Linked DNA regions of Homo sapiens: region 2 is linked to region 1. The links are chromatin loops, found by intact Hi-C in ENCODE. Cell type or tissue: heart left ventricle. All regions are shown on one strand.

What was found. A loop is a pair of places that touch in the nucleus more often than their neighbours do. Peaks named below come from ENCODE experiments on the same cell type or tissue, not always from the same donor. Only the 100,000 strongest peaks of a DNase experiment are listed, where the experiment ranks them.
Region 2: a loop joins it to region 1, with 5 times the contacts of the local background. A loop is called at or near these places in 9 of 110 quality-filtered maps.

What each region holds. Positions count from the first base shown.
Region 1 is chr18:23,356,157-23,361,156 of GRCh38, forward strand. It overlaps SLC35D4 (solute carrier family 35 member D4), which reads right to left. Exons shown (of 15, transcript NM_032933.6): 12 at 438-507. Among named protein-coding and RNA genes, the nearest start is that of SLC35D4, 79 kb to the right of the region's middle. RefSeq lists an enhancer at 2,596-2,715. In heart left ventricle, a CTCF peak has its summit at 2,907 (motif pointing left); DNase peaks (open chromatin) are centred at 2,035 and 2,875; H3K4me3 peaks cover 1,252 bases; H3K27ac peaks cover 3,069 bases.
Region 2 is chr18:22,928,035-22,933,034 of GRCh38, forward strand. All of the region lies in intron 1 of RBBP8-AS1 (RBBP8 antisense RNA 1), which reads right to left. It also overlaps a transcript of RBBP8 not described here. Among named protein-coding and RNA genes, the nearest start is that of RBBP8, 2.8 kb to the right of the region's middle. RefSeq lists an enhancer at 1,640-1,689. In heart left ventricle, a CTCF peak has its summit at 2,232 (motif pointing right); a DNase peak (open chromatin) is centred at 2,257; H3K4me3 peaks cover 552 bases; H3K27ac peaks cover 136 bases.

The DNA of each region.
Region 1 (5,000 bases):
GGAGGTTATTTTGGAGGTTGCCTTAAGGAGCAAGAAGGAGGCCAAGGGGAAAGCTGAGCGGGTGGGATTCTGAACCCAAATCTTCCCTTGAACTGGATCCATTTCATCAGTTTTATATATTGGAGTTCTATGTGAGATTTGCTTGTGGAGGAGGAAAAAAGTGGGAGAATCCTAGCTCTAGAGCAAGCGCGAAAATCACTGTCTTGGCGGAGGGACTTCCATGGGCCAGGGGTCCTGGCAGGGCCCAAGCTGGCCCTGAGCATCTAAGGGTGCTAAGTGACAGCCTGCTGGTGACATAATGACTGCTTCCTTGCCTGCATCCACCACCACTCTCTCCTGCCACTCACTCAGGTCACTAGCAGTGACCCTGAACTTCACAGAGAGGAAGACACAGCGGACAGCACAGAAAGCATACAAATGAGTGAGCTTACGATTACCTGGCACAGCAGCTACCATGGAATCTGTAGAAGTACAGGAATGGGAAGTCCAGGACGCTGAAGAGATCACCTGAGGGGAACAGCAATGGTGAAACAGTGACCCATGAGGCCTCACATGACCCTCTGCCCCATTGCCCCAGGAAATGCAAGGAAGGCGTCTTTAGCAGTCCTGTGCTTTCAGTCCCCTGGCATTGAATTCACTCCAGCATTCCCAGGGATTCTGTTACTGACATTGTCTTATCATGGTAATAACAGTATGATAATAATAATGCCCATTTAGTGAGAGCATGCCTTGTGCAGGGCCCAATACTAAAATCTTTATGTATTTATCTCTTTCAATCTTAGTAACAACTCTGTGAGGTTCTATTGTGCCCATTTAAACTAAGGCTCAGAGAAGTTAAGAAACATGGCTAAGATTGCACAACTCTTAAACAATGGAGCCAGAATGTTAACTCCAGTCAATCCAAACCTTAGGCTGTCTCCTCTCTACCAGGCAGCCAACCCTGCACAAGGGAGCATGCAGGATAAAAGAATCTTTTTCAAGACTCTTTTCTTCTTTTCTGCCTTATATCTAAAAAAAGGTCATGAATGTACTGCCCTGACATTTTTTTTTTCATTTTTATGTTTAATGACTGCAAGAACAGCACGGGGGCCAGACCAACTGTGCAAATTCATTTTAGTTTGAGGTCCAAAGGGTACATTTGTTTCTTGTGAAGTAAGTTCATTCTTTTAGTTCCACTTGGTGCAAGAGGAAATAATCACACATATTGGCTGCTTCCCTCTCTGGAATTTGAACTTGGTCACAAACAAGAAGTCAGGAGATTAAAAAAGCAGAAAGCCTTCCAAAAATGTCCGGAGAAAAGGAATTAAGCATTTCCACAGCAGATAGCTTGTCTTCCAAATCTGGAATTTCTGAACCCCTTGGAGAGCCTGGTCTTCCAGACCCCTGGGCCTTGGCCTGTCTCTCAGTTCTGGGGGCCTGGGGGAGAGGGCTGATTTTCCTAAGTATTGCTAGTATATTAAGTGTACAGTGGAACACACAGGCAGCATTTCCTTCACCACTACGCTATTAATCAAGGGTTTCAGATCAAAAGACATGATGGGCTCCTATGCTTTCTTGGAGACCCAAACGATCTCAAATGATTCAACTATCTATTGGTAAGGAAAGTTCTGAGTTCAATTTCTTTGGAGGGCTTTTTAAAATTATGACTGTTATTTTCTTTGTGTTGTTTCTGCGAGTGAGTGTGTGTTTAACTACAAGGAAGGGATTTCTTGGGATCTGGTTTTCATGAAGCCCAACAAGATTTCTTGTTCTCTTTCAGCCACGATTCCTCTGAATAGCTCTACTGTCAAACCGTGTTGGTAGAGGGAATTTGTAAATGACAACATCAGTTGTCATTTAGTGTGCGAAGAGCGTGGATATATTCTGAAGTCCCTTTCCCCATAGAAGTGATAGGCAAGGGTGCCCTGGGGACCCCAGACCTAGAGAGTGGCCAGAGCCCTCCATTCAGGCAAAGTGGAGGGAGAGTCTGTCCACGTCCATGGAGAATTCGTTCCGTCTCTTTGGCAGCTGTGTGCTCTTGGCCCTTTCCCAGTTTCCTTCTCAGTGTGAGAGGAACTGCAGCGCAGCCAATGTGATAATGAGGAACGGCGGAGAGGGAGACGAATGAAACTTAGGACCTTGAGTCCTCTCAGGCTTCACCCCTCTCAGCACCCAGTCTTTCATCAGAAATGCTCCAGCAGGGTGAACGGGACTCATGGCGCGTGGCAGCTTTTACAGCCCAGCCCAGGCTTTGGAGGGGGTCTAAAGAGCAGAAGTGTGGTCAGAGGAAGACTAGGAGGGAGGAAAAGAAAGAAAGAAAAAAAAACACAGTCCTCGGGAAATCATAACCCCCACCCAAATCCTGAAAACTGACCCCATAATGAGAGAGAGAAAATAAGAATAGCTAGCCCTTACCTTTGAGCCATTTCTAAAACCATCACACATTGGTTTCTCACACACCACTTAGCTGACTTCACACCTGTCCCTCCTCCTCCTAGAATTAGCGAGTCCTTGAGAGTGGGGATGCTATTTTCCTCACCCCTGCACCCACTGTGTGTCAGCACCATAACCAATATACCCAGCACACAGCAAGCACTACCAAACCAAGAGTATTGGAAAGACCTGATCATCTCTTGCCTTCCCTAGAGCTAATGTTCTAGTTTCCAGCTGGCTCTGTGGTCCTCAATTTCAAGCTGACCTCAAATATTCCCCTTCGATGCCTTCCACCTGGCTTCTCTTTTGCTAAAGTAGTACTCCTAAGCAGAGAGGGTGCACGGCAACCCAGGAACAGCAAATGTTAGTGACTGTGCTATAAATACCCCCGGAAGAGGTTGCAGCGTGTGGCTGGCTGGCCCCAGCCACATGCAAACTCGATCCAGGAGTCTGCTGCAAAACAACACTCCTGCACCATCTAGTGCTGAACTACACGGCTTAAGCACAAATCAAGTGGCTAAAGAGTTTGTAAACAAGGCTGGGCGCGGTGGCTGACGCCTGTAATCCCAGCACTTTGGGAGGCTGAGGTGGGTGAATCACGAGGTCAGGAGTTCAAGACCAGCCTGGCTAAGATGGTGAAACCCCATCTCTACTAAAAATACAAAAATTAGCTGGGCGTGGTGGCGGGTGCCTGTAATCCCAGCTACTCAGGAGGCTGAGGCAGAGAATTGCTTGAATCTGGGAGGCAGAGGTTGCAGTAAGCCGAGATTGTCCCACTGCACTCCAGCCTGGGCGACAGAGTGAGACTCCATCTCAAAAAAAAAAAAAAAAAGAGTTGTAAACATGTTTTGCTACAGCAACACGCGGCTTATGCAATGGAGTCCGAGTTAGGCCCTCACTGTTGTGTTCTGCAGTTACAATTCTGCTGACTCTGAGTGAGCGAGTGAATCCCATCTTTCTAAAGATTACAAAGCATGAAATTGCCATGGTGAAAAGTGTGACACAATATTACCACATTCGAGACTAACTGATATTTGAACGTGAAGAAAATTTCCTCTCATGTTCTCGCCCTCAAAACTGGCAGGAAAACAGGAGGTCGGTTCCAAGCAGTAATTAGTGCTGCTTGCTCTGTCTCACACATGAGCCACAGACACACCAGGTAACAAGGTTGTTTCTGGGTCAGATTCCTGAGTCTCCCTGCTCCTCTTGTTCCGTGAAATTCTCTAGAGCTCTCTTGAACACCACAGCTAAGGGGCCCCATACAAATAGGAAGTATAAACTCTTTAACAGGGGAAATTTCCTCTACTATACTTAAAAGAGTGCAAGGGGGAAAGGTGATCCTCTTCTCAAGGAAGGTTCTGAGATTCTCGGAGCAAACTCTGTGGTGGGGCCCATGCTGAGGGCATGAAGAACTGTCTGCCTGAGTCCCACCACCGCTGCCAGCGCACTCCAAAGGTGCACCTGCAAGAGAGCTCCTCCTTCCAATCACTCAGGAGTGAGTGAGGAGGGAAGCTCAGTCAAAAGCACTATCCAGAAGCCCTCACACACCCTCTAGAAGAGTTAAAATAGGACTGACAATGTTAAATGCTGGTAAGGATGTGGAGCAACTGGAACTCTCACATACTGCTGGGTGGGAGTGGAAAATGGTACAAACACTTTGGAAAACATCCTTTCTTAGAAAGTGAAACATACATCTACTCTAAGACCCAGTAATCCTATTCTGAAATGTTCATCCAAGAGACGTGAAAACATAAGTCACAAAAAGGCTGGTATGAGAATGTTCAGAGCAGCCTCAAGCTGGGAACAGCCCAGGTGAGCATCAACAGGTAAATGGATAAACAAACGTGGTATATGCATACAATGGAACCCTACCAGCAACAAAAAGGAACAAACTCATGATATACGCAACAACATGAATGAATCTCTAAACATTGTGCTTCATGAGCCAGACACAAAAAGTACTGATGATTCCATTTATAACAGCTTGAGAATAGACAGAACTTATCTATGGTAACAGATATCAGATCCATAGAGGTCTCATGGTGTGGAGAGGGAGTGACTAGGAAGCTTTCTGCAGTGACAGAAATGTTTTATATCTTGATGGGGTATAAGTTACGCAGGTGTGTAGATTTGCCAAAATTGATCGAGCTATACATTTAACATGTATATTTCATATATGTAAATTACATATCAATTTAAAAATGTTTTTAAAGTACTACCAAATAACTAAGATACAGGTAATAAAAGAAGGGGCTGGGTGCAGCAGCTCACGCCTGTAATCCTAGCACTTTGGGAGGCCAAGGCGGGTGGATCACTTGAGGTCAAGAGTTCAAGACCAGCCTGACCAACATGGTGGAACCCCGTCTCTACTAAAAATACAAAAATTAGCTGGGCGTGGTGGCGGGCACTTGTAATCCTAGCTACTTGGGAGGCTGACACAGGAGAATCACTTGAACCCAGGAGGCAGAGGTTGCAGTGAGCAGAGATTGTGCCACTGTACTACAGCCTGGGCAAGAGAGTTCGAGACTTTGTCTCAAAAAAAAAAAAAAAAAAAAAAGAAAAAGAAAAATAGAAAAAAAGAAGGGGTA
Region 2 (5,000 bases), 430 kb before region 1:
TCCGTCTCTACTAAAGACACAATAATTAGCTAGGCAGGTGCCTGTAATCCCAGCTACTCGGGAGACTGAGGCATGAGGATTGCTTGAATCTGGAGGGTGAAGGCTATCATAAGCTGAGATCGCGCCACTGCACTCCAGCCTGGGGGACAGAGTAAGACTTTGTCTCCAAAAAAAAAAAAAAGTAGGAAAACAGAAGAATAAAGAAAGCACAGTCTGACATCAAGGAGCCCAGCTGAAGATTAAAAACACAAAAATAATTACAATATAATGGTGTTAAGTGCAATGATAAAGATATATATTGAGGGCATGGGAGAATGAGGAAGGCCATTTGTGAAAGGGTATAGAAAGGAAGGATGAAGAGAGATGTTAGGTTAGTCGCCTGAAAGAGGTAGTGCCTGAGCTGAGACTTAAAAGAATAAGAAAGATGAAGTGTAACAAATGGGGGTGAAAGTAATTCCAAGAGAAAAACATTGTATGAGCCAAGAGTAAGACACAGCCAAGGGAAGGAGAGAGGAATAAAAGCAGTTTCCTGTTGAAAGAGGGAAAGAGCAAGGGGTACAGCAGAGACTGTGCAAGGATAAGAGCTTGTGTGACATTTTAAAGAAACTGATTTTTAACCTTTAGGCAATAGCCTTTTTTTCTTTTTTTTTTTTGAGACACAGTCTCGCTTTGTCGCCCATGCTGGAGTGCAGGGGTGTGATCTTGGCTCACCACAACCTCCGCCTCCTGGGTTCAAGTGATTCACCTCCCTCAGCCTCCCGAGTAGCTGGGATTACAGGTGCCTGCCACCATGCCCATCTAATTTTTGTATTTTTAGTAGAAACAGGGTTTCACCATGTTGGCCAAGCTGGTCTCAAACTCCTGACCTCAAGTGATCCAACCACCTCGGCCTCCCAAAGTGCAGGGATTATAGGCGTAAGCTACCGCACCAGTCTGGCAACAGTCTTTTGAAGAGTTTTAAGCAAAGGAATGCCAGGATCAGAAATAATGGTTTAGATGTTGGGCAGCTGTGAGACTGAATTAAGGTGAACAAGACTGGAAGCAGGGAGGCTGTTGCCTAGGTAAGAAACATCAGGGCCTCAACTAGGGCAATAAGTGAGGTTGGAAAGGAAAGCACTAATTCAAAATTATATTTAAGAGGTATCATCAGCAGAATATAGTGCCTGACTCGTCCTGACACCATGGAAAGGAGTTTGGATTTTATTCTAGGGTGATGGGAAGACCCTGAAATGCTTTAAGCAGGGAGTGTGATTTTCTGATAGATTTTAAAGAACCTCTCAGACTGCTGTTGGAGAATATACTGTAATGGAGAACAGAGTGGATAACAGATTTTTTTTTTTTTTTAAAGGAGGATATTGCCGTAGAAGAGGTTGATGGTAGCTTGAACCAGGGTGGACACAAAGGTGAGAAGCAACTGGATTGTTTGGGCAGGTGTGTGTGTGTGTGTGTGTGTGTGTGTGTGTGTGTGTGTGTGTGAAGAGACAGGCGGGTGTGTGTGTGTGTGTGTGTGTGTGTGTATGTGTGTGTGTTTAAGAGACAGGTTCTGGCTGTCATTCAGCCTATACTGCAGTTTCTCAAATCTCAAGTGAGCCTCCCGCGGGCCTCCCACAGCGTTGAGGTTACAGATATGAGCCACCCTATCTGGCCTCAGGTTGTATTTTTAACTGCAAATGGTTTTGCCTAATTCGTAGGGTTGAGAAAGAAAAAAGCAAGTTTAGGAAGATCACACTTGTGGAGCTCAATTGTCTTGTTTAATCAGGAGGCCAGGTTGTCCACCTAGAGTGAAAATAGCTTCAGAGGCTTGAGGACTGAAAATAGTAAAGGTCTGGAAGACAGCAGAGAAAATAAAAAGAGCTGAACAAAGGCTATTTTAAGGATTAACTGATGCCCTGCATGAAGTTTGAAACCATATGACTTTAGTGATATCAGTCTAACGTGATACGTCATTTTCCCTTCACAACACTCAACTACCCAGCTGCAGGAGTTAAGCATAGATTCTAGAATCTACAGGATTTCATTTGTAAATGGCTTGAGTTAGATGACTTTTAAATCTACGTGAGTTCCAAAACTTTACTTTTAAGAATCCTAGAGTCTGTACTGCTATCACACAATTTATTTTAAATTGGTGCCTAGATATACATAATGTAAACTTACCATTTTAACTATTTCACTAGTTTATTTAAATTCAGCATTCTAGCCAGGGGCCTCCAATAGGTGTGCTGGGACATTAAAAACCTAGCCCTGAAGGTGGCAGCACTGGGCCTGAGGTGACTAGTCTCAACTTCTGTTGCCACTGGATGGAAGCAGCCTCATCTTTTCATTACAATATATAACACAAGTGTTCATTTTCTAAGCATGCTGAAATTGAAAAAGTTTGGGAAGTACTGTCCTAAGCCACAACATATGAGAAACCCAGTATTATGAAGAGTTCAAAATAACTGCTTCTCTGTTAAAGATGTTTTTTCAGCAGATCTTTGGAACCTCAAAATTTATTCCATGTGGTTCTTAAAGCTTTAGAACCTATCTATGAGGATGCCCGCCATTTCCATTGTTAAAGTGGCCATATAAAATCTCATTTAAAAATCTAAGAATTTTGAATGTACCCAAAGGTTTCCATTTACATAGAAATGGGATCCACCAGGGAATGCCCATTTCATTCATTCATAGAATATTGATTTGGTGGCAGACACTGGGCTAGTTCCTGGAGATAAAAGGGTGAACAAACCTTTTTTATTTTTTATTTTTTTAATTTTAAGACAGGGTCTCTCGCTCTGTCACCTAGGCTGGAGTACAGTGGCACAATCATAGTTCACTGCAGCCTTGAACTCCTGGGCTCAAGCAATCCTCCCACCTCAGCCTCCACAGTAACTAGAACTAGAGGCACGAACCACTGTGTCCAGCTATTTTGGTTTGATTTTTAGAATAGGAGACAAGATTTCACTATGTTGCCCAAGCTCATCTTGAACTCCTGGCCTCAAGTGATCCTCTTGCCTCAGCCACCCAAAGTCTGGCCCAAGACGTGGTTTTTTATCTCAAGAAATTTACAGTCCAGTGGGGAGACAGAATTAATTAAATAACTAAAACAATAAAAACTGTAAGATGGGGAGGTTACATGGTACTGTAGGAGGATCTAGTAGAAGAGACTATTGAAATAAGATAAAAACATGATTAGTAGATAGCTGGGGCAAAGAGTGGGGGTAGGTTTGGTGGAGAACTCCAGGCAGAGACAATAGCACGCAATGGCCTAGGAGACATCAAAAGTCTAGTGAGACCAGAGGACAGAAAATGTCTGGAAATAAAGCCAAAGGGGTAGCAGAGGCAATTCAAAGGGGCTTCCTTCACAGAGTAACTGGAAGCCACTGAAAGGGTTTAAGCAGCATAGTGACATTAACAGATTTACTTTTCAAGATCACAGTAGCTGCAGTATAGAGAAGTGGTCTCAAAGTAGACACAATTTAAGGTGGAGGAGGGAAGATGTATTTTTATTCTATTTTTTATCCTTTAAAAATGCTTTTAAAATGGATTATAATCATATTAGCTAAGAAATACTAATTATGGCTAGCTTTTGGGCACATAGTATATATCTGAATACTAAGCAGTTTACATATATTCATTTAATCTTAATACCCTGTGAGGTTGGTACTATTATTATCCTCAATTTACAGGTAGGTAAAATGGGACAGCGAGCTTAAGCAGTCAGTCCAAAGTCACTCAGTAAGGAAGTATTAGAGCAGGATTTAAACCCAGATGTCTGACTTCAGAGCCTGTAACTTCATTAGATCATGTACCATTTTTCAACAGTACATGTATGTAATTTAAAATTAAATATATATATGGAGAATAGAAGTTCAAATTTTTTTCTGAACACCAGTGAAAACAAAGATTTAGGAGGGGTGGTTGGTAGCGTGGATGTGGAAAGGAGCCTAGCAGTAGACTAGGTAAGAAATAACAGTATCTTGGATTATGGAGGTAGTGATGGAGAGAAGGGGATGGATTTACATGTTTAGTAAGTAAAATTGGACTGCGTGATGGCTTGGATATGGAAGTTAGGGATGAATAAAGTGTCAAGGATGACTCTTTGGTTTCTGACTTGCATAAATGGATTAGAGAGTGAGACACAGGCAGAGGCCATAGGAACAGGTTGGGTCATTCTGCTCAGTTTTTCTTTGGACCACAGTAGAGACCACAGCACACTGCTCTTTCAATACTCTGTTAAATGACAAACTTATTACAGGTTATTTCTGTCATAAACATAAAAGCTTCACTCTGTCAATTATGTTTCCTATCTTGCGTTAAAAATTACATAGTCAAAATTTCATCCATTTTCTTTTAAAAATGTGGAGTTAAGTCTTATAAAATGGGGAAGTGAATGATAGTTGCTGTAACAGGCTAATAGAAGGTTTAGCACCCCTCTTCTGTATACTAACTTTTTAAGTTATATTTATTCATCCCTTAAGATGTGGGACAGGTGGAAAAATTACCTTTCCACTTTGTATTTATGATTTCTAAGTACTAAACTTTTAAAGCCTGTTAATATTATCCCTTCCCAGGTCTTAGAATAATTACACAAAAGTACTGGACTGGTTTAAAAGATATTTGATTCTAGTCTATTTTGTTCATTTGTAGAATTTCTAGTGGTCTAAAAACGATTCTTTTACAAATCAGGAGAAATAGGAATACCTACTATCGGTTTGAATCTCAAACGAACAGCCACAAGAAAAATGGACTTTTTAAAAAAAATTATCTAACAGCATGTTGTCCCAATAAATAATGCTGAAGGAGATTCCTTCTCGTTTCAAATTTGCCAGAAACTTCCCGTTTAACCTCAGCAAAATACAGATCGTTTTGATCTATGGCGTTACCGCACAACCCTGTCAGGTCACATCACTAAACTGCAGATAACAGCGACAAGGCCGAAAACTATGTTAGACGGATCCGCGTCCATACCCCCCATCAGTTAATTTTAACTCTTCATTCGGTACAGGTCACTCTACACATGC